Regions from separate parts of the Homo sapiens genome. Here region 2 is linked to region 1. A link is an interaction called in ENCODE POLR2A ChIA-PET data of the cell type or tissue named here. Cell type or tissue: IMR-90. All regions are shown on one strand. Each heading gives the region's core, and the rest is flanking DNA. Links, peaks and the distances in the headings are about the cores only.

Region 1 (16,372 bases), core at 2,911-10,910:
ACTCCTGACTTCAGACAATCCACCCGCCTCAATCTCCCAAAGTGCTGGGATTACAGGTGTGACCTCCCCCCTCCCCCGCCGGTGAAATATTCTAAAAGGAGAATAAGATGGTATGCACACTTGTGCTTTTTCCCATACCAAGGTCAGTGGTGCTGAGAGCCGTGTAGTACAATGATACTGTGGTGTATCTGGAATTGGTGGGTTCTTGGTCTCACTGACTTGAAGAATGAAGCCCCAGACTCTCATGATGAGTGCTACAGTTCTTAAAGATGGTATGTCCGGAGTTTGTTCTTTCTGATGTTCAGACGTGTTTGGAGTTTCTTCCTTCTGGTGGATTTGTGGTCTCACTGGCTTCAGGAGTGAAGCTGCAGACTTTCACAGTGAGTATTACACCTCTTAAGGCAGCGCGTCTGGAGTTACTCATTCCTCCCATGGGTTCATGGTCTCGGTGGCCTCAGGATTGAGGCTGCAGAGCTTCACGAAGAGTGTTACAGCTCATAAACTCAGTGTGTACCCAAAGAATGAGCAGCAGCAAGTTATCTCAAAGATCAAAAAAACAAAACTCCCATAGCGTGAGCGTGGAAGAGAACCTGAGCCAGTTGCCACTACTAGCGCAGGCAGCCTGCTTTTATTCCCTTTTCTGACCCCACCCACATCCTGCTGATTGGCCCATTTGCAGAGAGCTGATTGGTCCATTTTACAGAGCGCTGATTGGTCCATTTTACAGACAGCTGATTGGTCTGTTTTGACAGGGTGCTGATTGGTGCATTTACAATCCCTGAGCTAGACGCAGAGTGTTGATTGCTGTATTTACAATCCTCCAGCCTGAGGTAAAAGTTCTCCAAGTCCCCACTAGATTAACTAGACACAGAGCACTGATTGGTGCATTTACAAACCTTGAGCTAGACACAGGGTGCTGATTGATGCGTTTACAAACCTTGAGCTAGACACAGACTGCTGACTGGTGTGTTTACAAACCTTGAGCTAGACACAGAATGCTGATTGGTGTATTTACAATCCTTTAGCTAGACATAAAGGTTCTCCAAGTCCCCACTAGATTAGACACAGAGCACTGATTGGTGCATTTACAAACCTTGAGCTAGACACAGGGTGCTGATTAGTGTGTTTACAAACCTTGAGCTAGACACAGAGTGCTAATTGGTGTATTTACAATCCTTTAGCTAGACATAAAGTTTCTCCAAGTCCCCACCAGATTAGCTAGATAGAGTGCTGATTGCTGCATCCATGAACCCTGAGCTAGACACAGAGTGCTGATTGGCGCATGTACACTCCTCCAGCTAGACATAAAAGTTCTCCAAGTCCCCACCCAACTCAGGAGCCCAGCTGGCTTCGCCTAGTGGATCCTGTGCTGGGCCGGGGCGGAGTTGCCCGCTAGTCCCGCTCTGCGCAGCTGCACTCCTCAGCCCTTGGGCGGTCGATGGGATGGGGCGCCGCGGAGCAGGGGGTGGCGCCCCGTCGGGGAGTCTCCAGCCCCGCGAGCTCACGGTGTAGGGGGAGGGTGTTCAGGCATGGCGGGCTGCAGATCCCTAGCCCTGCCCTGCGGGCAGGTGCTGAGGCCCGGCAAGAATTTGAGCGCAGAGCAGGTGGGCCTGCAGTGCTGGGGGACCCAGTGCACCCTCCACAGCGGCTGGCCAGGGTGCTAAGCCCCTCACTTCCTGGGCCCACGGCGCCAGCCGGCCGCTCGGAGTGCGGGGCCGCCAAGACCCCGCGCACCCGGAACTCGCGCTGGCCCTCGAGTGCCATGCGCGCAGCCCCAGTTCCTGCCTGGGCCTCTCCCTCCACACCTCCCCGCAAGCAGAGGGAGCTGGCTCCGGCCTCAGCTAGCCCAGAGAGGGGCTCCCGCAGTGCAGCGGCGGGCTGAAGGGCTCCTCAAGCGCAGCCAGAGTGGACGCCGAGGCCGAGGAGGCGCCCAGAATGAGTGAGGGCTGCTAGCACGTTGTCACCTCTCAGTGGTTTAGAACCAGGGCTTTTAAGACCGGGCACAGTGGCTCACACCTGTAACCTAGCACTTTGGGAGGCAGAGGCAGGCAGATCATGATGTCAGGAGTTCGAAACCTGCCTGACCAACATGGCAAAACCCCGTCTCTACTAAAAATACAAAAAATTAGCTGGGCATGGTGGCACGCGCCTGTAATCCCAGCTACTCAGGAGGCTGAGGCAGGAGAATCGCTTGAACCCGGGAGACGGAGGTTGCAGTGAGCTGAGATCGCACCACTGCACTCCAGCCTGGGCAAAAGAGTGAGACTCCATCTAAAAAAAAAAGAAAAAAAAAAGAACCAGGGCTTTGAAGTCAGTGGGTTCAAGCCCTACTCTGCTATTTATTAGGCCATACTGTGAAGTTTGGACAAGTTACTTGACTTCTTGAAACCTGGTTTTTCTCATTAGTAAAATGGAGATAATGTTAGCATATTCATAGATTGTGAGGTTAAATAACAAGTGGTGTGTATAAAGTTCGTGGTGTGAAGGAAATGCTCGATAAATATTGATAATGACGATAATGATGATGATGATGATTTTTGTGAGAAAAGAGGGATTATAAAAGACTGCTCCTAGCCAACCTTTTGCCCATGAGGGAAATCTACAAGCTCAGTCCTTGTGAAGCTGGGGTTTTGGGTTCCCAGAGGCCTCAACCACTCCTTTTCCTGTGATCTTGTGGCTGGGATGACAGTGCATCAGCAGAGGATGGATCGTTTCCTGCAGGCTCAGCCCACACTCCGTGTAGCAATCTTGGGGGATTTCTGTCTGGAAAACAGTCTGGCGGTTCAATCCACAGACAGTCCCCCAACCTTCCTCTATATCTTATAGAGGAGGTGGGAAAACGAGGAACACTTGAATGAGAGGCCGTGCATATATGAGTTGCCTACAAAATCTGTCATTTTTGGAGGTATTATTTGAAGGGAACGTTTATTTATTTATTTATTTATTTTTTTTTTTTATTTTTTTTTTTTTTTTTTTTGAGACGGAGTCTCGCTCTGTCGCCCAGGCTGGAATGCAGTGGTGCAATTGTAGCTCACTGCAACCTTGATCTCCTGGGCTCAAACCATCCGCCTGCTTCAGCCTCCTAAAGTGCTAGGATTACAGGCGTGAGCCACCACACCCAGCCATTAAATTTATAATGAAACTTTGGCCAGGCTCGGTGGCTCACGCCTGTAATCCCAACGCTTTGGGAGGCTGAGGCTGGCAGATCACCTGAGGTGGGGAGTTCGAGACCAGCCTGGCCAGCATGGTGAAACACTGTCTTTACTAAAAATACAAAAATTAGCTGGGCGTGGTGGCAGGCGCCTGTAATCCCAGCTACTCAGGAGGCTGAGGCAGGAGAATCACTTGAACCTGAGAGGCAGAGGTTGCAGTGAGCCAAGATCACACCATTGCACTCCAGCCTGGGCAACAGAGCGAGACTCCGTCTCAAAAAAAATAAAAAAATAAATAAAATAAAATTAGCCGGGTGTGGTGGCAGGCACCTGTAATTCCAGCTTCTAGCTACTCGGAAGGCTGAGGTAGAGAACTGCTTGAACCCAGGAGGTGGTGGTTGCAGTGAGCCGAGATCATGTCACTGCACTCCAGCCTGGGTGACAGGCAAGACTCCATCTCAAGAACAAAAAAAAAAGCCAGGCATGGTGGCCCACGCATGTAATCCCAGCACTTTGGGAGGTTGAGCTGGGTGGATCACGAGGTCAAGAGATTGAGACCATCCTGGCCAATATGGTGAAACCGCGTCTCTACTAAAAATACATGGCATTTTCTGTTCTTGTCTTTACAAATTACCCCCTGACTCATGATAGATACATGACTTGGCCACATCCTTTGCTGTGTGAGCCACTTTTTTTTTGAGACGGAGTCTCGCTCTGTCACCCAGGCTGGAGTGCAGTGGTGCGATCTCAGCTCACTGCAAGCTCCGCCTCCCAGGTTCACGCCATTCTCCTGCCTCAGCCTCCCGTGTAGCTGGGACTACAGGCGCCCGCCACTACGCCTGTCTAATTTTTTTGTATTTTTAGTAGAGACGGGATTTCACCGTGTTAGCCAGGATGGTCTTGATCTCCTGACCTCGTGATCCGCCCGTATCAGCCTCCCAAAATGCTGGGATTACAGGCGTGAGCCACCTTGCCCGGCCGGCAGGAGAATCTCTTGAAGCCGGGAGAAGGAGGTTGCAGTGAGCCAAGATGACGCCATTGCACTCCAGCCTGGGTCACAAGAGCAAAACTCTGTCAAAAAAAAAGAAAGAAAGAAAAGAAAGAAAGAAGGAAAGAAAGGAAGGAAGGAAGGAAGGAAGGAAGGAAGGAAGGAAGGAAGGAAGGAAGGAAGAAAGAAAGAAGAAAGAAAGAAAGAAAATTTAAGGCCAGGCACGGTGGCTCACGCCTGTAATTCCAGCACTTTGGGAGGCTAAGGCAGGTGGATCACTTGAGGTCAAGATTTCGAGACCAGTCTGGCAAACATGGTGAAACTCCATCTCTACTTTAAAAAATACAAAAATTAGCTGGGCGTGGTGGTGCATGCCTGTAATCCCAGCTACACATGGGGCTGAGGGAGAATAATCACATGAACCTGGGAAGTGGCGGTTACAGTGAGCTGAGATCTCACCACTGTACTCCAGGCTGGGTGACAGAGCAAGACTCTGTTTCAAACAAAAGAAAATTTAGGCCAGGCACAGTCGGCTCACGCCAGTAATCCCAGCACTTTGGGAGGCCGAGGCAAGTGGTTCATGAGGTCAGGAGTTCAAGACCAGCCTGGCCAATATGGTGAAACTCTGTCTCTACTGAAAATGCAAAAATTAGCCAGGCAGCCAGGCTCAGTGGCTCATGCCTGTAATCCCAGCACTTTGGGAAGCCAAGGAGGGCGGATCATGAGGTCAGGAGTTCAAGACCAGCCTGGCCAACATGGTGAATCCTCGTCTCTACTACAAATACAAAAATTAGACGGGCATGGTGGTGGGCAGCTGTAATCCCAGCTACTTGGGAGGTTGAGGCAGGAGAATCGCTTGAAGCCAGGAAAAGGAGGTTGCAGTGAGCCAAGATCACGCCATTGCACTCCAGCCTGGGTCACAAGAGCAGAACTGTCTCAAAAGAAAAAAATAAAAAGAAAGAAATAGAATTTAAGGCCAGGCACGGTGACTCATGCCTGTAATCCCAGCACTTTGGGAGGCTGAGGCGGGTGGATCACTTGAGGTCAGGAGTTCGAGACCAGCCTGGCCAACATGGTGAAACCCCATCTCTACTTAAAAAAATACAAAAATTAGCTGGGCATGGTGGTACATGCCTGTAATCCCAGCTACACAGGGGGCTGAGGCAGAATAGTCACTTGAACCTGGGAGATGGAGGTTACAGTGAGCAGAGATCACACCACTGTACTGCAGCCTGGGCGACAGAGCAAGACTCTGTTTCCAAAAAAAAAAAAATGTAGGCTGGGCTCAGTGTTTCACGCCAGTAATCCCAGACCTTTGGGAGGTCGAGGCGAGTGGATCAGGAGGTCAGGAGTTCAAGACCAGCCTGGCCAAGATGGTGAAACTCTGTCTCTACTAAAAATACAAAAATTAGCTGGGCATGGTGGGTGGTGCCTATAATCCCAGCTACTCGGGAGGCTGAGGCAGAGAACTACTTGAACCCGGGAGGCGGAAGTTGCAGTGAGCCTAGATCATGCCATTGTGCTCCAGCCTGGGCAACAGAGCGAGACTCCACCACAAAAAAAAATTAAAAAAAAAAAAGAAAATTTAAAATCTGGTAACACGCAATAGTAAAAAAAAAAAAATAGAAGACAAAGCTGAGAGCAGTGGCATATGCTTATAGTCTCAGCTACTCTAGAGGCCGAGGCAGGAGGATACCTTGAGTCCAGGAATTCAAGTCCGGCCTGTGCAACATAGAGATCCCTATCATATCTAAAAATAATAAAATTGAAGACAATCTATCCATCAATTGGGAAAAGTTAATTAGATTACCATAATTAATACTATGGAATACTATTCCACCATAAAAAGCGTGAGTTAGATCGAGTTAGATCTGTATGTCCCTATGGAAGAACTACCACAGCATTGTTGAGTTAAGAAAGCAGGCCAGGTGCAGTGGCTCACGCCTGAAATCCCAGCACTTTGGAAGGCCGAGGCGGGTGGATCACGAGGTCAAAAGATCGAGACCATCCTGGCCACCATGGTGAAACCCCATCTCTACTAAAAGTACAAAAAAAAATTAGCCGGGCGTGGTGATGCACACCTGTAGTCCCAGCTACTTGGGAGGCTGAGGCAGGAGAATCGCTTGAACCTGGGAGGCAGAGGTTGCAGTGAGCCGAGATCGCGCCACTGCACTCCAGCCTGGCAAAAGAGCAAGACTGTCTAAAAAAAGAAAAAAAAAAGCAAACTACAGTATAAAGTGGGTTACAGAAAGTCTCAATGATGTATTCATATGTAAAAAATTAAAGGAGCTGCACACTTAAATGTGCACTATTTATTGTAAGTTATACCTCAATAAAAGGTTTTCTTTAATCTTCATAAAATTTTGGGGTGTGTGTGTGTGTGTGTGTGTGTGGTTAGAATGCAGTAGCTTGGCAGGGCGCAGTGGCTCACGCCTGTAATACCAGCACTTGGGAGGCTGAGGTGGGTAGATCACCTGAGGTCAAGAGTTCAAGGCCAGCCTGGCCAACATGGTGAAACCCTGTCTCAACTAAAAGTACAAAAAAATTAGCTGAGCATTGTGGTGGACGCCTGTAATCCCAGCTACTTCGGGAGGCTGAGGCAGGAAAATCGCTTGAACCTGGGAGGTGGAGGTTGCGGTGATCCGAGATCGCGCCATTGCACTCCAGCCTGTGCGACAAGAGCAAAACTCTGTCTAAAAAAAAAAAAAAAATTGCAGTGGCTCACACCTGTAATCTCAGCACTTTGTGAGGCTGAGGTGGGAGGACTGCATGAGTTCCAGACCAGCCTGGGTAACGTCTCAAGACCTCATCTCTATTAAAAAAAAAAAAAAAGAAAGAAAGAAAAAAGATCTAGACAGATGAGTAACACATTTTTAACAGCAGTTACTTAGTTATCCCTGTGCAATTGCATGAGAAAGTGAAGGAAGATTCTTTCACTTTTTGCTTTATACTCTGTCACATTATTTACAGTTTAAATAAGCATATTTTGCTTTTGTTATCAACAACAAAGAAATAGAAAAAAATCCTTTGTCTTCTGTGGGGTTCCCTAAATCACTCCATTGACATTCCTGCTGCCTTCAATGGCTCTCTGTGGGAAAAGAAAATGAAGTGAACACCTGTCAAAGGCTTCATGCAAATTGTGCCTACTCCAGATAGTGTGATTGCTGATTTCCCTCTAATTTACATTAAGGAAATTGAACTTTTGGTTGAAGTCGGTCTTCTTTGAAGAAGGAAGCAGACGACATTTAATGCTATGGGCCTATTGTCACTTCAGCACTGCTCTCAGGAAAGAATTGGGATCTGGTGGCGAAGACCGGCGTGAACCGTATCACTTTTTAAATGCCTAAAGGCTGGTTTTGAGAGGCCCGAGTCGCTAGTGAGAAAGCTGCCTCTGCAGCCAGGCCCCTCCCTGGCGGCCCGAGGCTCCGTCCGGTCCCCCGTGTCGTCGCCGGGGCAGCTGGCGCCCTCCGGCGGGGTAAGGCCAGGACCAACCAGAACAGCGCCCTTCCTCTGCAGCCCGCCTACTGACGTGCAATCCAGGATCTACGTGGGTATAGAGGGAAGCTGGGCCCACGGAAGGCAGAATGGCCAAAGAGATGGATATAAAGTGGAGCGGGGAAAGGAGGACACCCTAACAGTTTGGCAGCTCACTGTGCCAAGCGTTCATCTTCCAGAATAATGTAACTAATGTAGGGTATATGTTCTCCATTAGTTCATAAAGGAGGGGTGTCACACAAAGTTTACCTTCTTCCCCCAGCCCCATGAAAATTTCTTTAATATTTTTGTTTAATTTAAAAAGTAACATATGCCAGGCACGGTGGCTCACGCCTGTAATCCTAGCACTTTGGGAGGCTGAGGCAGACGAATCACGAGGTCAGGAGTTCGAGACCAGCCTGACCAACATGGTGAAACCTCGTCTCTACTAAAAATACAAAAATTAGCCAGGCATGGTGGCGCGCGCCTGTAGTCCCAGCTTCTCAGGAGGCTGAGGCAGGAGAATCGCTTGAACCTGGGAGGCAGAGGTTGCAGTGAGCTGAGATCAGGCCACTGCACTCCATCCTGGACGACAGAGCGACTCCGTCTCAATGAACAAATAAAAAGTTACATATGTTTGTGTAAACTATTAAAACAACACAGAAACAAACCCATACAGTTGGCTTATTTTACTTAGCATGATGTCTTCTAGGTTCATCTATGTTGTAGCATGTGTAGAATTTATTTCCTTTTTAAGTCTGAATTATATGGATATTTATTATGTTTATCCCTTCATCTGCTGATGGACACTTGGGTTACTTCTACCTTTTGGCTATTGTGAGTAATGCTGCTATGAACCTGAGTGTTCTATAAAGAACTTTTATTTGTCAAAACTATGTCATGCCATGCCAGGCGTGGTGGCTGACCCCTGTAATCCCAGCACTTTGGGAGGCTGAGGCAGGCTGATGATTTGAGGTCAGGGGTTTGAGACCAGCCTAGCCAACACGGCAAAACCCCATCTCCACTAAAAATACAAAAATTAGCCACATATGCTTGCTTGAACCCAGGAGGCGGGGTTGCAGTGAGCCGAGATCCTGCCACTGCACTCCAGCCCAAGGTGAAAGAGTGAGACTCTATCTCCACAAAACAAAACAAAACAAACTGTATCATGCCATAGGTTAACAAAATAGTAGGTTAGGGAGTTTCTCTTAATAGAATTCTTCCAGGCTGAGTGTGGTGGCTCATGCCTGTAAGCCTGTTTCTCTACCACTCTACCTTCCCAGGAATAACTATCACTAACAAATGGTACTCGTGAATTCACACTTTTTGTTGTTGTTGTTGAGATGGAGTCTCGCTCTGTCGCCCAGGGTGGAATGCAGTGACACCATCTCAGCTCACTGCAACCTCCGCCTCCCAGGTTCAAGCAATTCTCCTGCCTCAGCCTCCTGAGTAGCTGGGATTACAGGTGCACGCCACCATGCCCGGCTACTTTTTGTATACTTAGTAGAGATGGGTTTTTGCCATGTTGGCCAGGCTGGTCTTGAACTCCTGACCTCAGGCGATCTGCCCACCTCAGCCTCCCAAAGTGCTGGGATTACAGTTGTGTGCCACCATACCCGGCTAATTTTTGTATTTTTAGTAGAGACAGGGTTTCACCATGTTGGCCAGGCCAGTCTCCAACTCCTGAACTCCAGTGATCCGCCATCCTCAGCCTCCCAAAATGCTGGGATTACAGGTGTGAGCCACTGAGCCCGGAGACTTTTTATTTTTATTATTTTTTTTTTGTAGGGTTGTTCTAGTTATGTTGCTCAGGCTAAACTCCAACTCCTGGAGTCAAATGATCCTCCCACCTCAGCTACTGAGTAGTTCTGACTACAGGTGCCAGCATTGAGCCCTATGTGTACCTTTTTTTTTTTTTTTTTTTTTTGAAATGGAGTCTAGCTCTGTGGCCCAGGCTGGAGTGCAGTGGCCCGATCTTGGCTCACTGCAACCTCTGCCTCCTGGATTCAAGCAATTCTCCTGCCTCAGCCTCCTGAGTAGCTGGGATTACAGGCGCCCACCACCATGCCTGGCTAATTTTTGTATTCTTAGTAGAGACGAGGTTTCACTGTGTTGGCCAGGCTGGTCTCGAACTCCTGAACTTGTGATCCGCCCACCTCGGCCTCCCAAAGTGCTGGGATTATAAGCGTGAGCCACCATGCCCGGTCCCCCCGCTTTTTTTTTTTCTTCGAAACAGAGTCTCACTTTGTGGCCCAGGCTGGAGTACAATGGCCAGATCTCAGTTCACTGCAACCTCCATCTCTCAGGTTCAAGTGATTCTCCTGCCTCAGCCTCCCAAGTAGCTAGGATTACAGGCACATGCTACCACGCCCAGCTAATTTTTGTATTTTTAGTAGAGACAGTGTTTCACCATGTTGGCCAGGCTGCTCTCGAACTCATGACCTCAAACAATCCACCCGCCTTAGCCTCCCAAAGGGTTGGGATTACAGGGATGAGCTACCGTGCCCAGCTGCATCCAGACTTTTTTTTTTTTGAGACTGAGTTTTGCTCTTGTCGCCCAGGCTGGAGTGCAGTGGCACGATCTCGGCTCACTGCAACCTCCACCTCCAGGTTCAAGCAATTCTCCTGCCTCAGCCTCCCGAGTAGCTGGGACTACAGGTGCCTGCCACCATGCCCAGCAAATTTTTTTTGTATTTTTAGTAGAGATAGGGTTTTGCCATGTTGGGCAGGCTGCTCTCGAACTCCTGACCTCAGGTGATCCGCCCACCTTGGCCTCCCAAAGTGCTGGCATTACAGGCATGAACCACCGTGCCTGACCCAAACTTTTTAATGTAAATATTGTATACACAAATATAGACACTGTATGTCATAGTGGTTAAGAATACAGGCTAACAATCAAACCTGCACATTGGTTTCCTCTAAGGTATACTGGGATAATAACAGATAATTAGATAGCTATTATTCTTTTTTTTTTTTTTTTTGAGATGGAGTCTTGCTCTGTCGCCTAGGCTGGAGTGCAGTGGCACAATCTTGGCTCACTGCAAGCTCCACCTCCCGGGTTCACGCCATTCTCCTGCCTCAGCCTCCCGAGTAGCTGAGACTACAGGCGCCCGCCACAACACCCAGCTAACTTTTTTTTAAACAAAGATGGGTTTATGTCACATAGAAGGTTATGTCGATGTACTATTTAAATGTTATTTTTAAAAATATTTATAGATTCACTGGAACTAGCAAAAATAGTACAGAGAGTTCCAGTGTTCCCTTCATCCATTTTCCCCCAATGGTTACATCTTATATAATTATAGTATAGCCCGGCGTGGTGGCTCATGGCTGTAATCCCAGCACTTTGGGAGGTCGAAGCAGGCTGATCACCTGAGGTTGGGAGTTTGCGACCAGCCTGGCCAACATGGTGAAACACCATCTCTACTAAAAATACAAAATTAGCCAGGCGTAGTGGTGCATGCCTGTAATCCCAGCTACTCGGGAGGCTGAGGCAGGAGAATCGCTTGAACCCAGGAGGCGGAGGTTGCAGTGAGCCGAGATTGTGCTATTGCACTCCAGCCTGGGCAACAAGAAAGAAACTCCGTCTCAGAAAATATATACATAGTACAATGTCAAAACAAGGATATTGTCCGGGCACAGTGGCTCACACCTGTAATCCCAGCACTTTGGGAAGCTGAGGCAGGTGGATCACTTGAGGTCAGGAGTTTGAGACCAGCCTGGCCAACATGGCGAAACCCAACACGATATCTACTAAAAATACAAAAATTAGCCAGGCATGGTGGCGGGCACTTGTAGTTCCAGCTACTTGGGAGGCTGAGGCAGGAGAATCGCTTGAACCCGGGAGGCAGAGGTTGCAGTCAGCCGAGATCGAGCCACTGCACTCCCGCCTGGGTGACAGACGGTGATCCCGTCTAAAAAAAAATAAATTAGGAAATTGATGTTGGTACAATGTGTGTATATAGTTTTATACCATTTTATCATATGTACAGATTCCCGTAACCATCACCATAATCAAGATACAGAACTATTCTATCACCACAAAGATCTCCCTCATGTCATCTCTTTAGAATCACACACATACACCCCTATCTCCCTAAGCCCTGGCAATTACTAATGTATTTTCTGTCTATAATTTTGTCATTTTGAGAATGTTATATAAATGGAATCATATAGTATGTGACCTTTTGAGATTGACTTTTCTGGCCAGGTGCGGTGGCTCATGCCTGTAATCCTAGCACTTTGGGAGGCCGAGGCAAGTGGATCATGAGGTCAGGGTTTCGAGACCAGCCTGACCAACATGTTGAAACCCCGTCTCTACTAAAAATACAAAAATTAGCTGGTCGTGGTGGTGGGCGCCTGTAATCCCAGCTACTCAGGAGGCTGAGGCAGGAGAATTACTTGAACCCGGGAGGTGGAGGTTGCAGTGAGCTGAGATCGCACCACTGCACTCCAGCCTGGGCGACAGAGCGAGACGCCATCTCAAAAAAAAAGAGATTGACTTTTCTCAGTCACGTAATTCCCTTGAGATCCATCTAAATTGTGTGCGTCAACATTCGTCCCTTTTGTTGCCAACTAGTATTTCATTCTGCAATGTACTTAAACATTTTTTTATTGTAGTAATATACATATAATGAAAATGCTTTTTTTTTTTTTTTAGATGGATTTTGCTCTTGTTGCCCTGGCTAGAGTGCAATGGCATGATCGCTCACCGCAACCTCCGCCTCCTGGGTTCAAATGATTCTCCTGCGTCAGCCTCTGGAGTAGCTGGGATTACAGGCATGCGCCACCATGCCCGGCTAATTCCTTTGTATTTTTAGTAGAGACAGGGTTTTTCCATGTTGGTCAGGCTGGTCTTGAACTCCTGACCTCAGGTGATCTGCCCGCCTCGGCCTCCCAAAGTGCTGGGATTACAGGCGTGGGCCACTGTGACCAGACTCTGTTTTATATATATATATTTTACCAAGGGATTCTACCCACATTGGTAGAATCCCTCAGTATTTGTCTTTTGGAATACTGGCTTATTTTACTTAGCATGATGTCTTCTAGGTTCATCTATGTTGTAGCATGTGTAGAATTTCTTTCCTTTTTAAGTCTGAATTATATGGATATTTATTGTGTTTATCCCTTCATCTGCTGATGGACACTTGGGTTACTTCTACCTTTTGGCTATTGTGAGTAATGCTGCTATGAACTTGAGTGTTCTATAAAGTACTTTTATTTGTCAAGACTATGTCATGCCATGCCAGGTATGGTGGCTCACCCCTACAATCCCAGCACTTTGGGAGGCTGAGGCAGGCTGATGATTTGAGGTCAGGGGTTTGAGACCAGCCTAGCCAACATGGCAAAACCCCATCTCCACTAAAAATACAAAAATTAGCCACATATGCTTGCTTGAACCCAGGAGGCGGGGTTGCAGTGAGCCAAGATCCTGCCATTGCACTCCAGCCCAAGGTGAAAGAGTGAGACTCTATCTCCACAAAACAAACAAACAAACAAACAAAAAAACTGTATCATGCCATAGGTTAACAAAATAGGGAAGGTTTCTCTTTTTTTTTTTTTTGAGACGGAGTCTCGCTCTGTTGCCCAGGATGGAGTGCAGTGGCACGATCTCAGCTCACTGCAAGCTCCGCCTCCCGGGTTCACATCATTCTCCTGCCTTAGCCTCCCCAGTAGCTGGCACTACAGGTGCCCACCAACACGCCCAGCTAATTTTTTGTATTTTTAGTAGAGAAGGGGTCTCACCGTGTTAGCCAGGATGGTCTCAATCTCCTGACCTCGTGATCCGCCCACCTTGGCCTCCCAAAGTGCTGGGATTACAGGCGTGAGCTACCACGCCTGGCCAGAAAATTTCTCTTAATAAAATTCTTCCAGGCCGAGCATGGTGGCTCATGCCTATAATCCCAGCACTTTGGGAAGCCAAGGTGGGTGGATCACCTGAGGTCAGGAGTTTGAGACCAGCCTAGCCAACATGGTGAGACATGGTGAGAACCACTGCACTCCAGCCGGGGTGACAGAGCGAGACTGTCTCAAAACAAAACAAAGCAAAATTAATAAAAGTGATTGTGGCAATGGACAAACAACTCTGTGAATATACTAAAATCGATTGAATCGTACTTTTTAAATGAGTGGATTGCATGGTATGTGAATTTTATCTCAATAAAGCTGTTAAAAATGATATTTAAGAAGCATAACAATCAATCACAATGTATGAACCCTGTTTACATTCCGCTTCAAAAAACTATTAAAAATGAAGTTTATAAGACAATTGGAAATTTGAACAATGACTAGATATTTGAGCATATTAAGGGTATATTACTTTTTGTTGTTTTTTTTTTTTTTGTGAGACAGAGTCTCGCTCTGTCTCCCAGGCTGGAGTGCAGTGGCATGATCTCAGCTCACTGCAAGCACCGCCTCCCGGGTTCATGCCATTCTCCTGCCTCAGCCTCCCGAGTAGCTGGGACTACAGGCATCCGCCACCATGCCCGGCTAATTTTCTTTTTGTATTTTTAGTAGAAACGGGGTTTCACCATGTTAGCCAGGATGGTCTCGATCTCCTGACCTCGTGTTCCGCCCGCCTTGGCCTCCCAAAGTGCTGGGATTACAGGCGTGAGTCACCTCGTCCAGCCTGGGTTTACTACTTTTTAAAGCATGATAATAATACTGTGTATGGTTATGTTTACAGATGAAATGATATCTTGGATTTACTTCAAAATAATATAAAAGGTAAGCAAGTGGGCCGGGTGCGGTGGCTCACACCTGTAATCCCAGCACTTTGGGAAGCTGAGGTGGGTGGATCACATGAGTTCAGGAGTTGGAGACCAGCCTGGCCAACAGGGTGAAACACAGCCTCTACTAAAAATACAAAAATTGCCGGGCAAGGTGGCTCACACCTGTAATCCTAGCACTTTGGGAAGCTGAGGGGGGTGAATTGCCTGAGCTCAGGAGTTCCAGACCATCCGGGACAACAGGGCGTCTCTACTAAAATACAAAAAATTAGCCAGGTTTGGTCACGTGTGCCTGTATTCCCAGCTACTCAGGAGGCTGAGGCAGGAGAATTGCTTGAACCTGGGAGGCAGAGGTTGCAGTGAGCCAAGATTATGCCACTGCACTCCAGCCTGGGCTACAGAGTGAGACTCTGTCTCTAAAAAATAAATAAATACACTTTGGGAGGCGGAGGCGGGCGGATCACTCAAGGTCGGGAGTTCGAGACCAGCCTGACCAATGTGGAGAAACCCTGTCTATACTAAAAATACAAAATTAGCTGGGCATGGTGGCACATGCCTGTAATCCCAGCTACTCCGGAGGCTGAGGCAGGAGAACTGCTGGAACCTGGGAGGTGGAGGTTGTGGTAAGCTGAGATCACGCCATTGCACTCTAGCCTGGGCAACAACAGCGAAACTCAGTCTCAAATAAATAAATAAATAAATAAAATAATAAATAAATACATAAATAAAAATACAAAACTTAGCCGGGTGTGGTGGTGGGTGCCTGTAATTCCAGATACTTGGGAGGCTGAGGCAGGAGGATCACTGGAACCTGGCAGGCAGAGGTTGCAGTGAGCCGAGATCACGCCACTGCACTCCAGTCTGGGCAACAGAGCGAGACTCCATCTCAAAAAAAAGAAAAGAAAAAAATGTAAACAAGTGGAAGTATTAATGAAACAAGACTTCTCACAGTTAGTAATTGTTGAAGCTGGATAAGGAGTGCATGAGAGCTCACTGTAATACATTTCCTCTACCTTTGTATATGTTGCAGATGTTCCATAATAATAAAAATGTATATCATAAATATCTTTTGTGTCAATACATGGAAACCTGCCTCATGCTCTTTGATAGGGGCATAGCCTTCCATATTTATTTAACTAATTCTCTATTAGAGAACTTTTGAATTTTTTTTTGAGATAGTGTCACTCTGTCACCCAGGCTGGAGTGCAGTCGTGTGATCTCGGCTCACTGCAACCTCTGCCTCCTGGGTTCAAGCAATTCTCCCGCCTCAGCCTCCAAAGTAGCTGGGATTACAGGCGTCTGCCACTGCATCCGGCTGATTTTTGTTTTTTTGTTTTTTGTTTTTTTTTGAGACGGAGTCTCGCTCCCAGGCTGGAGTGCAATGGCGCGATCTCGGCTCACTGCAACCTCTGCCTCCCAGGTTCAAGCAATTCTCCTGCCTCAGCCTCCCATGTAGCTGGGACTACAGGTGCCCGCCACCATGCAAGTCTCTTTTTTTTTTTTTTTTTGTATTTTTAGTAGAGACGGGATTTCACCATCTTGGCCGGGCTGGTCTTGAACTCCTGACCTCGTGACCCACCTGCCTCTGCCTCCCAAAGTGCTGGGATTACAGGCGTGAGCCACCACACCCTGACTTTATTTATTTATTTATTTATTTGAGATAAAGTCTCACTTTGTCACCCAGGCTGGAGCGCCGTGGCATGAGATCTTGGTTCACTGAAACCTCTGCCTCCCAGGTTCAAGCGATTCTCCCCACCTCAGCCTCCTGAGTAGCTGGGACTACAGGCATGTACCACCAAACCTGGCTAATTTTTCTATTTTTAGCAGAGACAAGGTTTTGCCATGTTGCCCAGGCTGGTCTTGAACTCCTGAGCTCAAGCAATCCTCTAGCCTTGGCCTCCCAAACTGCTGGGATTACAGGTGTGAGCCACCGCACCCAGCCTTGAATTATTTTCAGATATTCAATATTCTAAACAATACTATAGGAAATATTATTGTACAAATGTTTGTGCCCAATTAACTGTTTCCTT
Region 2 (16,372 bases), core at 4,455-12,454, 57 kb before region 1:
GCTTGAACCTGGGAGGCAGAGGTTGTGGTGAGCCAAGATCGTGCCATTGCACTCCAGCCTGGGCAACAAGAGCGAAACTCCATCTCAAAAAAAAAAAGAGATGGGGTCTCACTATGTTGTCCAGGATGGTCTTGAACTCCTGGGCTCAAGCAGTTCACCCACCTCAGCCTCCCAAAGTGCTGGGATTATAGGTGTGGGTCACCACACCCAGACAAAATATAAAAATATTGAGACAATTAAAAAAATTAAATTTTCCATTAACCATTTAGGTACTAATTCAAGATCTTCACTAGTCTTTTCAGGATCAATCTTTTTCTTTTCCTGCTAATACTACTACCAGACTTAAGAAGTTATTAGAAAAATTTAAATCAGAATTTTTTTTTTTTTGAGATGGAGTCTCGCTCTGTCGCCTGGGCTGGAGTGCAGTGGTGCGATCTTTGCTCACTGCAACCTCCGCCTCCCAGGTTCAGGCAATTCTCCTGCCTCAGCTCCCTGAGTAGCTGGGATTACAGGTGTGTGCCACCACACCTGACTAATTTTGCTGTATTTTTAGTGGAGACTGGGTTTCACCATGTTGGTTAGGCTGGTCTCGAACTCCTGACTTCAGGTGATCCACCCACCCTGGCCTCCCAAAGTGCTGAGATTACAGGCATAAGCCACCAGGCCCGGCCTTAAATCAGAAATTTTTAGCTAAATATTTCCTTTTTTGTGATTCCCTGTTCTTCCTACTAACACAAACAAAGCACAAATAGGCTGTGGGATCAAAATCTACTAACAATTGGACAACGCAGAATCCCCAACAGGGTTGAAGCAGAAATGCCAACAAGCTGCCAATGTTTATAATTATGGAAAGAATACCCTTCTTCTTCTTTTTTTTTTAAAATAGAGACGGGGTCTTCCCATGTTGCCCAGGCTGGTCTCAAACTCCTGGGCTCAAGCGATCTGCCTGCCTTGACCCCCCAAACTGCTGGGAATATAGGCATGAGCCACCAGCAGTGCCCAGCCAGAATACCCAGAATACCCTTCTTTTTTTTCTTTCTTTTTTTGAGACAGTCTCACTTTGTCAAGGCTGGAGTGCAATGGCACAATCTGAGCTCACTGTAACCTCTGCCTCCCAGGTTCAAGCAATTCTCCTGCTTCAGCTTCCCAAGTAGCTGGGATTACAGGTGTGCAACACCTCACCCGGCTAATTTTTTGTATTTTTAGTAGAGATGGGGTTTTGTCACGTTGCCCAGACTGGTCTCAAACTCCTGAGCTCAGGCAATCCGCCCACCTTGGTCTCCCAAAGTGCTAGGATTACAGCCGTGAGCTACCACGCCGGGCCAGAATACCCTTCTTGATAGAAGATGGGGAAAAAAATAAATATTTTCAACTAATATTGCAATCTTTCATACCCACGCTACAAAAAGTTAGAGATACTCTAGCATATTGTATATTTAAGTTTTTTTTTTTTTTTCCCAAGAGACAGAGTCTCACTCTACTGCCCAGACTGGAGTACAGTGGCACAACTTTGGCTCACTGCAGCCTCAAACTCCTGGGCTCAAGCAATCCTCCCACGTCAGCCAACTGAGTAGCTGGGACTACAGGCAAGTGTCACCATGTCCTGCTCATTTTTTTAATTTTTATTTTTGTAGAGATCGGGTCTTGCTATGTTGCCCAAGCTGGTCTCAAACTCTTGGCCTCAAGCGATCCTTCTGCATTGGCCTACCAAAGTGCTGGGATTACAGGCATGAGCCACTGTACCATGCCGAACATTCTTACATTATTGTGAACTTTTAACTCAACATCATAGATGATCTCATCTGTAATCCATATCTATTTAATTTAGTAGATCATATCTGTTTAACATTCCAACAGGACTAAACATATGTAATCCATTGGCATTAAACTCTGAATAAAAACCTATTCACATTCTAATAACACTATGTTAATTTGTCTTCACTGTTATTAAGGTCAAATTCCATCATCAAAAAAATGAGCAAAAACACATACACAGGGCTAAGTCTTTAAAATAGCAGAAGGAAAAGGAAGAAGAAAATTACTAATGCAGCAACCAAGACAAATAATCTTTATGGCTCTCATAAAATGATCTAGAATCTACAGTACCAAAAAAAGGCAGAGAAAGAGAAACTAAAACCCATTCACATGAATGTAATTAAAGCATTTAAAGACCTACCATTTAAATCTTAATTGAGAATTTTGTCACACTGGTTGAATATAAAGATACCTACTAAAACCACTGATTTAGGTTACTCTCTGGAAGCCTTTCTAGACTCTTAGCTCTTATAGGCAGAAGTATAAATCAGAGAAGCTAGTGACAGAATACCAAACCTGCCTCACATTACAATGTTTTTAGAAATAGCTCAAGTAGGCTAGGCGTGGTGGCTCACGCCTGTAATCCCAGCACTTTGGGAGGCCGGGGCAGACCAATCACGAGGTCAGGAGTTCAAGACCAGCCTGGCCAACATGGTGAAATACCGTCTCTACTAAAAATACAAAAAATTAGCTGGGCGTGGTGGCAGGCACCCGTAATCCCAGCTACTTGGGAGGCTGAGGCAGGAGAACTGCTTGAACCCGGGAGGCAGAGGTTGCAGTGAGCCAAGATCATGCCACTACACTCCAGGGGGGCGACGATGTGAGACTCTGTCTCAAGAAAAGAGAAATAGCTCAAGAATTACTAGAGGTTCAAGTAAAAAGGACCCCCAAAATAGTTACTGAATGAAATACTGGACCATAAGCATAAAATATTGCTACATTTTACATAAACATCTGTTTCAAAAATCTTTCATTTAATGATCCATCTTAGGATTGATCAAAATTGACCAAAATAAAAAGTTTTGATAGTAAAAAACAAAAATAAGTTCCCAGCACTATGTTGGTTTAATACTATCAAACCAAATTACACAAACTGAAAGTTACATAATCTGTTTTATGAGAGTTTAAATGTGAAGTTCACAGATGAATGATTACTCTTTAGTATTCTGGATGAAGCCTTGAGGTTAAAAGGGACAGGCCGGGCGCAGTGGCTCAAGCCTGTAATCCCAGCAGTTTGGGAGGCCGAGGTGGGTGGATCACCTGAGGTCAGGAGTTCGAGACCAGCCTGGCCAACATGGTGAAACCCAGTCTCTACTAAAAATACAAAAAATTAGTCGGTCGTGGTGGTGCATGCCTGTAATCCCAGCTACTTGGGAGGCGGAGACAGGAGAATTGCTTGAACCTGGGACGCAGAGGTTTCAGTGAGCCGAGATTGCGCCACTGCACTCCAGCCCGGGCAACAGAGTGAGACTCCATCTCAAAAAAACAAACAAACAAACAAAACAGCAGGGGACAGTGAGAATATTTGATAGTATGAGACTGAATCCCCAGAGACCTACACTTGAATGCACAGATCTCAAGAGAGTCACATTTACCAACTGTTCAAAAGAAAAGAAAGCTGGGTGCGGTAGCTCGCAGCTGCAATCACAGGGCTTTGGGAGGCAGAGGCAGGAGGATCACTTGAGCCCAGGATTTCAAGACCAGCGTAGGAAACATGGTGAGACCCTATTGCTACAATTTTTTTTTTTAAATTAGCCAGGGGTGTAGGGGCATGTACCCATAGTCCCAGCTACTCAGGAGGCTGAGGTGGGAGGATCCCTTGAGCCCAGGAGTTTGAGGCTTCAGTGAGCTGCAATCGCGCCACTGCACTCTAGCCTGGGCAACAGAGTGAGCCCCTGCCTTTAAAGAAGACCAGAGGAGAGGAAGACGAGGGAGAAGGGAGGGAGAGAGGGAGGGGAGGAGGAGGGGGAAAGGAAGGGAGGGAAGAGAGAAGGAAACAGATATATGGCCATTAAATCTTCAGCTTATTTGTTTCTTTCTTTTCTTTTTTTTTTTTTTTTTTTTTTTGAGACAGAGTCTTGCTCTGTCACACAGGCTGGAGTGCAGTGGCGTGATCTTGGCTCACTGCAAGCTCCACCTCCCGGGTTCACGCCATTCTCCTGCCTCAGCCTCCTGAATAGCTGGGACTACAGGCACCTGCCACCAAGCCCGGCTAATTTTTTGTATTTTTAGTAGAGACGGGGTTTCACCATGTTAGCCAGGATGGTCTCAATCTCCTGACCTCGTGATCCGCCCGCCTCGGCCTCCCAAAGTGTTGGGATTACAGGCGTGAGCCACCGGGCCCGGCTGCTTACTTCTTTCAGGATGTACATTTCTTCCTGCTTACCAGATCTTTGCAGGAAAGTGAAAAAAAATTTACTAGTACATTAAAATCTGGATGTTTTAAAATAAAGCACAGATCTCTACTTTATTTTTATACTAAATATCAACATTAAAATCTGGATGTTTTAAAATAAAGCACAAGTCTCCACTTTATTTTTACACTAAATATCAATAACATGTGGTACTGAGGGATTTGGGTACCAGGATAGTCAAAAGGAGCTCAAAAGTTTCAAAAGGCCAACAGTTTCTCTCTTCCTTCTTCTAAGATTAAATTCTGACTCCTTATAACAAAAATAAAATGACAAAAGGACATTTAGCTATCCAATCATACTTGATGTACTCTTATGTGGGGTTCATCAGAAAGATCTGATCAATACTTGTTTTTTTTTTTTTTTTAGAGACTGGGTCTCAACCTGTCATCCAAGCTAGAGTATAGTGGCCAAATCATAGCTCACTGCAGCCTCAAACTTCTGGGCTCAGGTGTTCCTCCTGCCTCAGCCTTGTGAGTAGGTGGGACTACAGCCATGAGCCACCACTCCCAGCTAATTTTTAGTTTTAAAGATGGGGTCTTGCTTTGTTGCCCAGGCTGGCATAAAACTCCTGGCCTCAAGTGATCCTCCAGTCTCAGTCTCCCCAGTAGCTGGGATTACAGGCATGAGCCACTGTGCCTGGCTCTTCTTCACTGTAGTTTTGATTTGTATTTCCCTAATGACAAATGATGTTGAGCATCTTTTCGTGTGCTTACTAGCCATCTTATCTGGAGAAATGTCTACTCGGATCCTTTGACTATTTTTTAATTGGTTATTTATTTTTATACTGAGTTATAGGAGTTTTTAAACAGCTGGGTGGGGTGGCTCATGCCTGTAATTCCAGCGCTTTGGGAGGTAGAGGTGGGCGGATCACTTGAGGTCAGGAGTTCAAGACCAGCCTGGCCAACATGGTGAAACCCATCTCTACCAAAAATACGAAAATTAGCTGGGCGGCGGGGCACGTGCCTATAATCAGCTACTCGGGAGGCTGAGGCAGGAGAACTGCTTGAACCCACGAGGCGAAGGTTATAGTGAGCCAAGACCGCACCACTGCACTCCAGCCTGGGTGACAAAAGCGAGATTCCGTCTCAAAAAAAAAAAAAAAAAGTTTTAAAAATATACTGGATATATGTCCCTTATGAGATATATGACTTGCAACAATTTCTTCCATTCTATATGTTTTATCACTTTCGTGATGGCATCATTTGCAGCCTGTATATATTTAATTTTGATGAAGTCTAATAATATCTATTTTTTTCTCTTACTGATTAGCTTTGGGAGAGTTTGTTTGTTTTTTTGAGACGGAGTTTCAGTCTTGTTGCCCAGGCTGGAGTGCAATGGCGTGATCTCGGCTCACTGCAGCCTCTGCCTCCCGGGTTCAAGCGATTCTCCTGCCTCAGCCTCCCAAATAGATGGGATTACAGCTCCCACCACCACACCTGGCTAATTTCTTGTATTTTTATTTTTAGTAGACGGGGTTTCACCAGAGTTCAAGGCCAGACTGGTCTTGATTGAATTCCTGGCCTCAGGTAATCCACCTGCCTCGGCCTCCCAAAGTGCTGGCATTACAGGCGTACAGACGTGAGACACCACACCCAGCCTTTTTTTTTTTTTTTTTTTTTTTCGGAGACAGAGTCTCACTCTGTCACCCAGGCTGGAGTGTAGTGGCGGGATCTCGGCTCACCACAACCTCCGCCTCCCAGTTCCAACGATTCTCCTGCCTCAGCCTCCTAGGTAGCTGGGATTATAGGCAGGCGCCACCGCGCCCAGCTAATTTTTGTATTTTTAGTAGAGACAGGGTTTCACCATGTTGGCCAGGCTGGTCTTGAACTCCTGGCCTCCCAAAGTGCTAGGATTACAGACGTGAACCATCGCACTCGGCTGTGGGAGAGTTTTATTTAACTCTCCAAAGGGAACAATTTTTCAACCTGAGAAAGAAATGTATAGTGCTAACTATGGCAGAAGCAAAGCAAAGACAAATTACTTTAGCATGCTAAAGAAAACTTCAAAATTGAAATCAAATCCCCTGACTCCAACCACTTTTAATTAAAGATTTTCAGCCATTCTTAACTTGGAGGAATTTACCTAAAAGCACTTTTCCAACTGAATAGAAAGAGTACACTGATGTATGTGGCCCATATGATACAGTGGAAGGACAAACTAGAATCAGAAAACCTGAGAGTGAGTTCACATGGAGAATCTCCATGAGATTCTCATGGGACTTTTTTCTAAAACAATTTAAAATTTCTACTCCACTCACCTAAATGAGTTGTTGTAAGGCTTAAATGAGACAACGTGTGTAACAGCACTTACTAAATTATTTTGTATAGTTTAAGTACTTAGCCTGCCTTGTTTGGTACCAAATACTATAGTTACTCACGCTAGGTAAGTCAGAATATAATAATGTAAATGAGTTTTTTCATGACATGTACTTAGACTCATAATTTATAATATTTATCTATTTGTAAAGTAATCCTTGTGAAAGGGCCTTGCTTTGATTCTTCAGGATTTAGCAGACCAGACACATTCTTTTTTTCCGTTTTTTGTTGTTGTTGTTGTTGTTTTTGTTTTGAGAGAGTCTCGCTCCCGTTGCCCAGGCTGGAGTGCAGTTGTGCAACCTTGGCTCACTACAGCCTCAACTGCCTGGACTCAAGCGATCCTCCCACCTTAAACTCCTGAGTAGCTGGGGCTACAGGCATGCACCACCAGGCCAGGCTAATTTTTGTATTTTTTTGTAGAGAGAGGGTTTCACCATGTTGCCCAGGCTGGTCTCGCACTCCTGGGCTCAAGTGATCTGCCTGCCTCAGCCTCCCAAAGCACTGAGATTACAGGTGTGAGCCACTGGGCTGGGCCCAGACACAACATTATTAAGAAAAATCAGGAAAAAACAATTTGAGGCCAGGCGCAGTAGCTCACGCCTGTAATTCCAGAACTTTGGGAGGCCAAGGCAGGTGGATCACCTAAGGTCAGGAATTCAAGACCAGCCTCGCCAACATGGCGAAACCCCGTCTCTACTAAAAATACAAAAACTAGCCAGGTGTGGTGGCAGGTGCCTGTAATCCAAGCTACTTGGAAGGCTGAGGCAGGAGAATGGCATGAACCCAGGAGGCGGAGCTTGCAGTGAGCCGAGGTCACGCCACTGCACTCCAGCACGGGCAACAGAGTGAGACTCCATCTTAAAAAACAAAACAAACAAACAAAAAAATATTAAACATAAGCTAATTTAACCATGTACTCATTTTGGTCTGAATCTACATATTTACACAAGTGTTTGTAAGTATGCATACTTTAAAATATTTGTTAAATGTTACAAATTTTTTTTTCTTTTTTTTTTTTTTGAGAGTAAGTCTCACTCTGTCACGCAGGCTGGAGTGCAGTGGCACAATCTCAGCTCACTGCAACCTCTGCCTCCTGGATTCAAGCAGTTGTCTGCCTCAACCTCCCAAGTAGGTGGGATTACAGGCGCCTGTCACCATGCCTGGCTAAATTTTTTTCTATTTTTAGTAGAGGCGGGGTTTCACCATCTTGGCCAGGATGGTCTCAAACTCTGACCTCGTGATCCGCCCGCCTCGGCCTTTCAAAGTGCTGGGATTAGAGGCATGAGCCATGACGCCCCGTCCTGTTTTTATTTTTTGAGACAGCGTCTCACTCTGTCGCCCAAGCTGGAGTGCAGTGGCATGGTCCTGGCTCACTGTAAACTCTGCTACCCAGGCTCAGGCTAAAGCAAACCTCCCACCTTAGCCTTCCAAGTAGCTCGGACTACCAGCATGCACCAACATACCCGGCTAATTTTTTTGTGTGTTTTTTGTAGAGACAGGGCTTCACCATGTTGACCAAGCTGGTCTTGAACTCCTGGGCTCAATTGATTCACCTGCCTCGGTCTCCTAAAGTGCTGGGATTAGGGACATGAGCCATCACACCCAACCAAATGTTACAGTTTTTTGTGAATTAGTTTTACATCACATAGCATAGTCTCATTCAAATATCCCCTCTTTAAAAAAAGTTAAAAGACACTATATGGGAAAAAATTATGTTGAAATGAAGTGGAACAAAGAGGAAATTATCATCTAATGTATGCATTAAGATCATCTTTTTAGACAAAATTAAGCAGATAAATTGGACATTAAAAATAAAGACCTGCTTTTGGCCAGGTGTGGTGGTTCATGCCTATAATCCCAGCACTTTGGGAGGCCAAAGCGGGCGGATCACCTGAGGCCAGGAGTTTGAGACCAGCCTGGCCAACATGGCGAAACCACGAATCTACTAAAAATACAAAAATTAATCAGGCGTGGTGGCATGCACCTGTAATCCCAGATACTCGAGAGGCTGAGGCACGAGAATCACTTGAACCCAGGAAGCAGAGGCTGCAGTGAGCTGAGATCACGCCACTGCACTCCAGCCCGGGCTTGACAGAGCGAGACCCTGTCTCAAGAAAAAAATAAATAAAGACCTGATTTCGCAAGTATGAGTCAGTAGAAAGTCAGACACAGACACACATACTATCATCCTTAGTATTATCTTACTCAAGAATAATAGCTAGTTGTAGGTAAAAGCTTAAATATTTCACTCCAGGAAAATACCCAGAAGGGATGAAGGTAAGGTAGGAGAGGACTAGAACAACTACATAGCCAATACCTGGCAGAAGATTCAAAATGTAATGAACAACACAGATGATAATGGGATGAACATAGAGTTGCTCCCTTCATGGGCCACTAAGGGTTAAACACTGCCTCTTCCCTATACCATAATTGTTTCTTCACACAAAATAACCACTGTTATGCTATTACTCCATTATTCCTTTTAAATACTTACTATCATCTCCAACAGGACCTGCTGAACACTGTGCTGGAGGGTCCCGTGCCAGATCATTCAATTCCTACAGAAAAAAGAAAGAAAAGAAATATATTCAACATAAATGTACCTTTTATCCATTACTAAAGTTTATATTGTTACCAATATTCTCTGTCCTGCTGGTGAAACTCTCTTAAGAGCATTCCTTCAGAGTAAGAGATGAGTAGATTGGTGAATCTTTAAGGTATTTTGGATTCTTCAAGGCAATGTGTATTTTTTTAAAGTGGGTCATTTTTGCTTTGTTCAGAGCTTAGCAAATAAATACAATCAGGAAGGTAAAACATGTGTCATGTATTATGGGCCGGGCGTGATGGCTCACACCTGTAATCCCAGCACTTTGGGAGGCTGAGGCGGGCAGATCACTTGAGGTCAGGAGTTCGAGACCAGCCTGGCCAACAAGCCTGTCTCTACTGAAGATAGAAAAAATTAGCTGGGCATGGTGATACATGCCTGTCATACCAGCTACTCAGGAGGCTGAGGCAGGAGAATCCCTTGAACCAGGGAGGCGGAGGTTGCAGTAAGCCAAGATTGCACCACTGCACTCCAGCCTGGGTGATAGAGCGAGACTCCATTTCAAAAAAACAAACAAACAAAAAACATGTATTATGTATTAAAGAGCCAAAAATACTGTTTTTTTTGTTTGTTTGTTGTTTGTTTTTTGAGACGGAGTCTTGCTCTGTCGCCCAGGCTGGAGTGCAGTGGCGCAATCTCAGCTGACTGCAAGCTCCGCCTCCAGGGTTCACGCCATTCTCCTGCCTCAGCCTCCCGAGTAGCTGGGACTACAGGTGCCCGACCCAAACGCCCGGCTAACTTTTTGTATTTTTAGTAGAGACAGGGTTTCACCGTGTTAGCCAGGATGATCTCAATCTCCTGACCTGGTGATCCGCCCACCTTGGCCTCCCAAAGTGCTGGGATTACAGGCGTGAGCCACCGCGCCTGGCCAAAATTGTTTTAATGTAAACATTTCATTTATTATTTTTCAAAAAAAAAATTTAAGGCCAATTTTTGTACCTCAAAACTATTAGGTTACACTTGGGACAAGCTCCTAAAGTCATAAATGTTCCAAAATTATACTGGACCATCTGACAAGTTGATATGCTTTCAGTGGAAGTCCACTACCAGGGTTCTAAAAGTAGAAAAAACTTTGAAGGAATATATTTTAGGCTGGGCACAGTGGCTCATGCTTGTAATCCCAGCACTTTGTGGGGCCGAGGTGGGAGGATCACCTGACGTCAGGAGTTCGAGACCAGCCTAGCCTGGTGAACATGGTAAAACCCCATTTCTACTAAAAATACAAAAATTAGCCGAGCGTAGTGGGTGCATGTCTATAGTCCCAGCTACTCGGGAGGCTACAGCAGGAGTATTGCTTGAACCCAGGAGGCAGAGGTTGCAGTGAGCCAAGATCATGCCACTACACTCCAGCCTGGGACAACAGAACGAGACTTTGTCTCAAAAAAAAAAAAAAAAAAAAAAAAAAGGAATATATTTTAAAAGGCTGACTGAAGTAATAAAAGCCACCATAGAGCTTTGTAGTTCCCAGGAGCGATGGCTCACACCTGTAATCCCAACACTTTGGGAGGCCAAGGTGGCGCCAATCACTTGAGGCCAGGAGCTTGAAACCAGCCTGGCCAACATAGCAAGACCCCATCTGTACTAAAAAAACACAAAATTAGCTGGGAGTGGTGGCACACGCCTGTAATCCCAGCTACTTGAGAGGCTCAGGCAGAAGTAATGCTTGAACCCAGGAAAGGGAGGTTGCAGTGAGCCGAGATCATGCCACTGCACTCCAGCCTGGGTGACAGAGGGAGACTCCATCTCAAAAAAAAAAAAAAAAAAAAAAAAAAGGCTTTGTAGTCAGAGATTGGTCTACCTGGAATAATGCTTTACAACCAGTTACCAGCTTCTCAGCTTTTTAAACATAAAAGCCCAGAAACTTGAGACTTGTTATTGGGTGAGGATGCCTGAAAAATCACAAGGCAGGAAATCATACTATATTCCATTTCCCCTCAGCTTGGTTTTTGAGACAAAAAGAAAGTTCTCAAGAAGAACTAGTTTTGATTATACTTTAAAACTACAAGAGTAAAAACAGTAAAGTCTAAGATTTTTTAAATCCAAAACCATTTAGACTCTTATGTCGTTTCATCCTGTCTGTAAGCTTGGAGTACACAAAGCATAAAGTACAGAAATAAAGTTTGAAAAAGGGCCAGGCACAGTGACTCATGCCTGTAATCCCAGCACGAGGCTGAGGCAGGCAGATCACGAGGTCAGGAGATCGAGACCATCCTGGCTAACATGGTGAAACCCCATCTCTACTAAAAATATAAAAAATTAGCCAGGCATGGTGGCGGGTGCCTGTAGTCCCAGCTACTCGGGAGGCTGAGGCAGAAGAATGGTGTGAACCCGGGAGGTGGAGCTGGCAGTGAGCCAAGATCACGCCACTGCACTCCAGCCTGGGCGACAGAGCGAGACTTCGTCTCAAAAAAAAAGAAATAAAGTTTGAATAAAAAGAAGGCTCTGGATTGAGATAACGATTAACTTACTCAAATATCTCAAATTTTAGATTTTATGTCTCTAAAATAGAGATTTTCTGCCCATCTCAAGAAAAAAAGTAATAGCCTACTGTATAGTTCCCATTCTCAAATATTACTGACAGCACAGGTTGGTATAACTAAGAACACCTGGCTTTATTTAAGACATTGCTATAGCAACAGGTTGTTAATTAAAATATAACTTGAATTTAACAATTTAACAATTGAACAATTCTGAAGTCCTGCCATGTTCATTAAGTGGAATTTTACTTTTGATTTCGCTTTAATCTTTTGCCCCTTTCAAACTGAGTTACTTTTTTCCATGCTGAATAACATCAAGGTTTTTAACTCAAGAGCTAAGATTTATCTAAGCAGAATACAAGATCCATCAGTCCATTTCAGGAGCCAATATAATTTTAAAACCCTAAGCCAAACTTAGGCTAATAGACATTTAACACACTCATTCAACACTTCCTTGGCTGATGGCACTGATACAGCTGAATCTCAAAAGCATACTGCTAAGTGAAAGAAGCCAGACATAAGGCTACATGATGTATGATTCCATTTATATGACATTCTAGAACAGGCAAAACTATAGTGACAGAAAGCAGATCCATGGTTCCAGTGGCTGGAGGGAGTTGGAGGGGGGAATAACTATAAAAGAGACATGAAGAAAATTTGAGGAGTGATAGAAATGTTCAAAATCATTATTTTGGTAGAGATTGGACAACTATATTTGTCAAAACTCAAATTGTACACTAAATGTTACTGTAATACCCTATCTCAAAGTTGTTTATTATTTTTTTTAATGTAATTTTTTTTTTAGATGGAGTCTTGCTCTGTTGCTCAGGCTGGATGCAGTGGCACGATCTTGGCTCACTGCAAGCTCCGCCTCCCGGGTTCACGCCATTCTCCTGCCTCAGCCTCCTGAGCAGCTGGGACTACAGGTGCCCACCACCACGCCGGGCTAATTTTTTTTGTATTTTTAGAAGAGATGGGGTTTCACCGTGTTAGCAGGATGGTCTCGATCTCCTGACCTCGTGATCTGCCCACCTCGGCCTCCCAAAGTGCTGGGATTACAGGAGTGAGCCACCGCACCTGGCCTATTATTATTATTATTATTATTTTAATGCAGAGACAAGGTCTCACTATGTTTCCCAGGCTGGTGTCTAATGCCTAGACTCAAGCGATCCTTCCGCCTCAGCCTCCCAAAGTGCTGGAATTACAGGTGTGAGCCACAGTGCCTGGCCAGTTTTTTATTCTTAAAAGTACATTTGGGCTGGGCACGGTAGCTCACACCTGTAATCCCAGCACTTTGGGAGGCCAAGGCGGGTGGATCACAAGGTCAGGACTTCGAGACCAGCATGACCAACATGGTGAAACCCCATCTCTAAAAAAAATACAAAAATTAGCTGGGTGTGGTGGCGCACACCTGTAATCCCATTTACCGGGGAGGCTGAGGCAGGAGAATCGCTTGAACCCAGGAGGCGGAGGTTGCAGTGAGCTGAGATTGTGACACTGCACTCCAGCCTGGGTGACAGAGCGAGACTCTGTCACACACACATACACACACACAGGACATTCAGATTCAGAAACAGATCTTTTTTAAAAAAGAAAAAGCACGTAACTATCCATCTTTACATGTGCATAAAATATCTCCCAAGAATACACAAGAAACGCCAGGCACAGGGGCTCATACCTGTAATCCCAGCACTTTGGGAGGCTGAGGTGGGCGGATCATGAGGTCAGGAGTTCGAGACCAGCCTGGCCAACATGCTGAAACCCCATCTCTACTAAAAATACAAAAATTAGCCGGGCATGGTGGCGCGCGCCTGTAGTCCCAGCTACTCGGGAGGCTGAGGCAGGAGAATTGCCTGAACGAGGGAGGCGGAGGTTGCAGTGAGCCCAGATCTCACCGCTGCACTCCAGCCTGGGTGATAGAGTGAGACTCTGTCTCAAAAAAAAAAAAAAAAAAACAACAAAAAACAAAAAAAAAACCCACAAGAAACTAGTTAATAAATAATTGCCTTTAGGAAGGAAAGCTTAGGGGTGAGAATGAGAACTATATATATTGCTTTTACACATTTTGAATTTTATAAAAGTGTGTATATTGCCCATTTGAAAAATAAATTACCCTTTAAAATTTTCTTTTTCTTTTTTTAACCAACTGGGTCTGTGCAAGAATTATCCTGACTGTAAGTGTGGATTAAAATAGCTGTTAAAAATTGTCATCATGGCTGGGCACAGTGGCTCACCTGAGGTCAGGAGTTCGAGACCAGCCTGGCCAACATGGCGAAACCCCATCTTTACTAAAAGTACAAAAATTAGCCAGGCGTGGTGGGGGCTCCTATAATCCCAGCTACTCAGGAGCCTGAGGCAGGAGAATCGCTTGAACCCAGGAGGCAGAGGTTGTAGTGAGACAACATCGTGCTACTGCACTCCAGCTTGGGTAACAAGAGCGAGACTCCGACTCAAGGAAAAAAAAAAACTGTCATTTGGGGTGTAATCTAAATAGTGAAAACCCAATTATGGCAAATAAACATACAATCTATAAAACTGATATCTCTACATCATGATGAAAACTGAAGTTGAATCTTAAAATTTAATAAAGGCATCGATCTAGTCGGAACATGTGGGCAGAAAAAAATAATACCCAAATATATAAGGCTGTGTTTTAACAGTTGGCTTTAAACGTATACATTAATTTCAACTTTCTATTTTATGAGAAAGAACAATAGGGAAATAAAGTACAGCCAGCCCTCTGTGTCTATGAGTTCCACCAATTGTGGGTCAAATACACTGGGGAAAAAATGATGTCTGTACTGAACATGTGCAGACTTCTTTGGTCATTATTCCCTAAACACCACAGCATAACAACTATTTACAGAGCACTTACACTGTATTAGGTTTTATAAGTAATCTAGAGATGACTTAAAGTATACAGGAAGATGTGTACAGGTTATACGCAAATACTATGCCATTTTATATCAGGGACTTGAGCATCTGTAGATTTTGGTATCCATGGAAGGACCTGGGACCAACCTTTCATGGATACTGAGGCAGGAATGTATATATAATTATGTTTAGAAAAAAGTGATGGGGTAAGGAACTTTGACAGTTAAAGTAGAACATTCTCAATTTATAAAAAGATTATTGACCGGGTGCGGTGGCTCACACCTGTAATCCCAGCACTTTGGGAGGTCGAGGTGGGTGGATCACCTGAGGTCAGCAGTTCAAGACCAGCCTGGCCAACATGGTGAAACCTGGACTGTACTAAAAATACAAAAATTAGTCGGGTGTGGTGGTGTGTGCCTCTAATTCCAGCTACCCAGGAGGCTGAGGCAGGAGAATCGCTAGAACCCGTGAGGCAGAGGCCACAGTGAGCAGAGATCATGCCACTGCACTCCAGCCTGGGCAATAGAGACTGTGTCTCAAAAAAACAAAATTTTTTAAGGAAAAAAAGAAAAAAAACAGATAATTAAAGTAGAACACTGAAACTTTGAAAGCCTAAGACATATATATATATCACAACACTATAGCAAAAAGAAACCCTCTAAATTCCTTGAGGGGAAGGCATCCTTCAAGGGATGTGCAGATTTCCCTTTCACTATATCCTTGAGTAGGCAACTTAAGCTATTAGTTGGTAAAAATTAACGCTTCTTTACAAGCTATTTTTAAACCACCCTCCTTCCCCAATCATAACAATTATGAAACAAAATAAAAATAGCATGGGAAAGATTTGTTTACCCTGTTGGTCCTCACCCTATGGTGTAAGGTGAAAGGAACAAGATGGGAAACTGAGAGAGGTTATAATTAACTTTGTAGAAAAATGGCTCTAAAGTCAAGTTTTAGTAGTCTGAATATTGCTATACAAATCGAGGCTCTTTGGTGGTTAAAATCACACTATGAAAATATTTAAACAAAGATTATGATTCATAGCATTGTAATTTCAGGGCTAGGCACGGTGGCTCATGTCTGTAATCTCCACACTTTGGGAGGCTAAGGTGGGAGGATGGCTTGAGGCCAGGAGCTCCAGACCAGCCTGGTCAACACAGTAAGACTCTATCTCCACAAAAAAAATTTTTTTTAATTAGCCCAGCATGGTGGAGAGAGCCTGTAGTCCTAGCTACCTGGGAGGCTGAGGTAGGAGGATTGCTTGAGCCCAGGAGTTCAAGGCTGCAGTGGATCGTGCCACTATACCCCAGCCTAGGTAACAAAGTGAGACCCCATCTCTAAAAAAAAGTACATATTTTAATATATCTTTTAATGTTACATGTTACATATGTGTTTATTACATACATCAATACCTATTTGTGTGTTATATATAACAATGTATATATAACAATGTATACATTGTTACATATTTTACATATTAAAACATATATTAAAATATGTATGTATATATAAAATTTCAGGGTCATAAGAGATCATTTAGACCTATTCCCAATTTTATAAGAAAACAAAATACAAAGTATCTAACCCAAGGGTAAGGACTTGAGTGTTCTGCTGTACCATGGTTCTTTAAATCTGGATCTAAAATATTAGAAATGTACAAGTTAGAAATGTCTGAGAATCGGCCAGGTGCAGTGGCTCATGCCTATAATCCCAGCACTTTGGGAGGCCGAGGTGGACGGATCACAAGGTCAAGAGATAGAGACCAGCCTGCCCAACGTGGTGAAACCCTGTCTCTACTAAAAATATAAAAGTTAGCTGGGCGTGGTGGCGCTTGCCTGTAGTCCCAGCTACTCAGGAGGCTGAGGGAGGAGA

The links. Peaks named below come from ENCODE experiments on the same cell type or tissue, not always from the same donor. Only the 100,000 strongest peaks of a DNase experiment are listed, where the experiment ranks them.
Region 2: POLR2A ChIA-PET joins it to region 1 with 12 read pairs; 11 of 35 experiments call an interaction of 5 or more read pairs at or near these places.

What each region holds. Positions count from the first base shown.
Region 1 is chr5:139,534,769-139,551,140 of GRCh38, reverse strand. It overlaps a transcript of UBE2D2 not described here. Among named protein-coding and RNA genes, the nearest start is that of UBE2D2, 18 kb to the left of the region's middle. RefSeq lists enhancers at 1,598-2,099, 7,548-8,109 and silencers at 7,585-7,674, 10,513-10,709. In IMR-90, for the core only: no CTCF peak of the experiment used is centred there; no DNase peak of the experiment used is centred there.
Region 2 is chr5:139,593,102-139,609,473 of GRCh38, reverse strand. UBE2D2 (ubiquitin conjugating enzyme E2 D2) reads right to left here. Exons shown (of 7, transcript NM_003339.3): 2 at 9,039-9,102. Among named protein-coding and RNA genes, the nearest start is that of UBE2D2, 40 kb to the right of the region's middle. RefSeq lists enhancers at 5,362-5,862, 5,863-6,363. In IMR-90, for the core only: no CTCF peak of the experiment used is centred there; a DNase peak (open chromatin) is centred at 8,673; H3K27ac peaks cover 866 bases.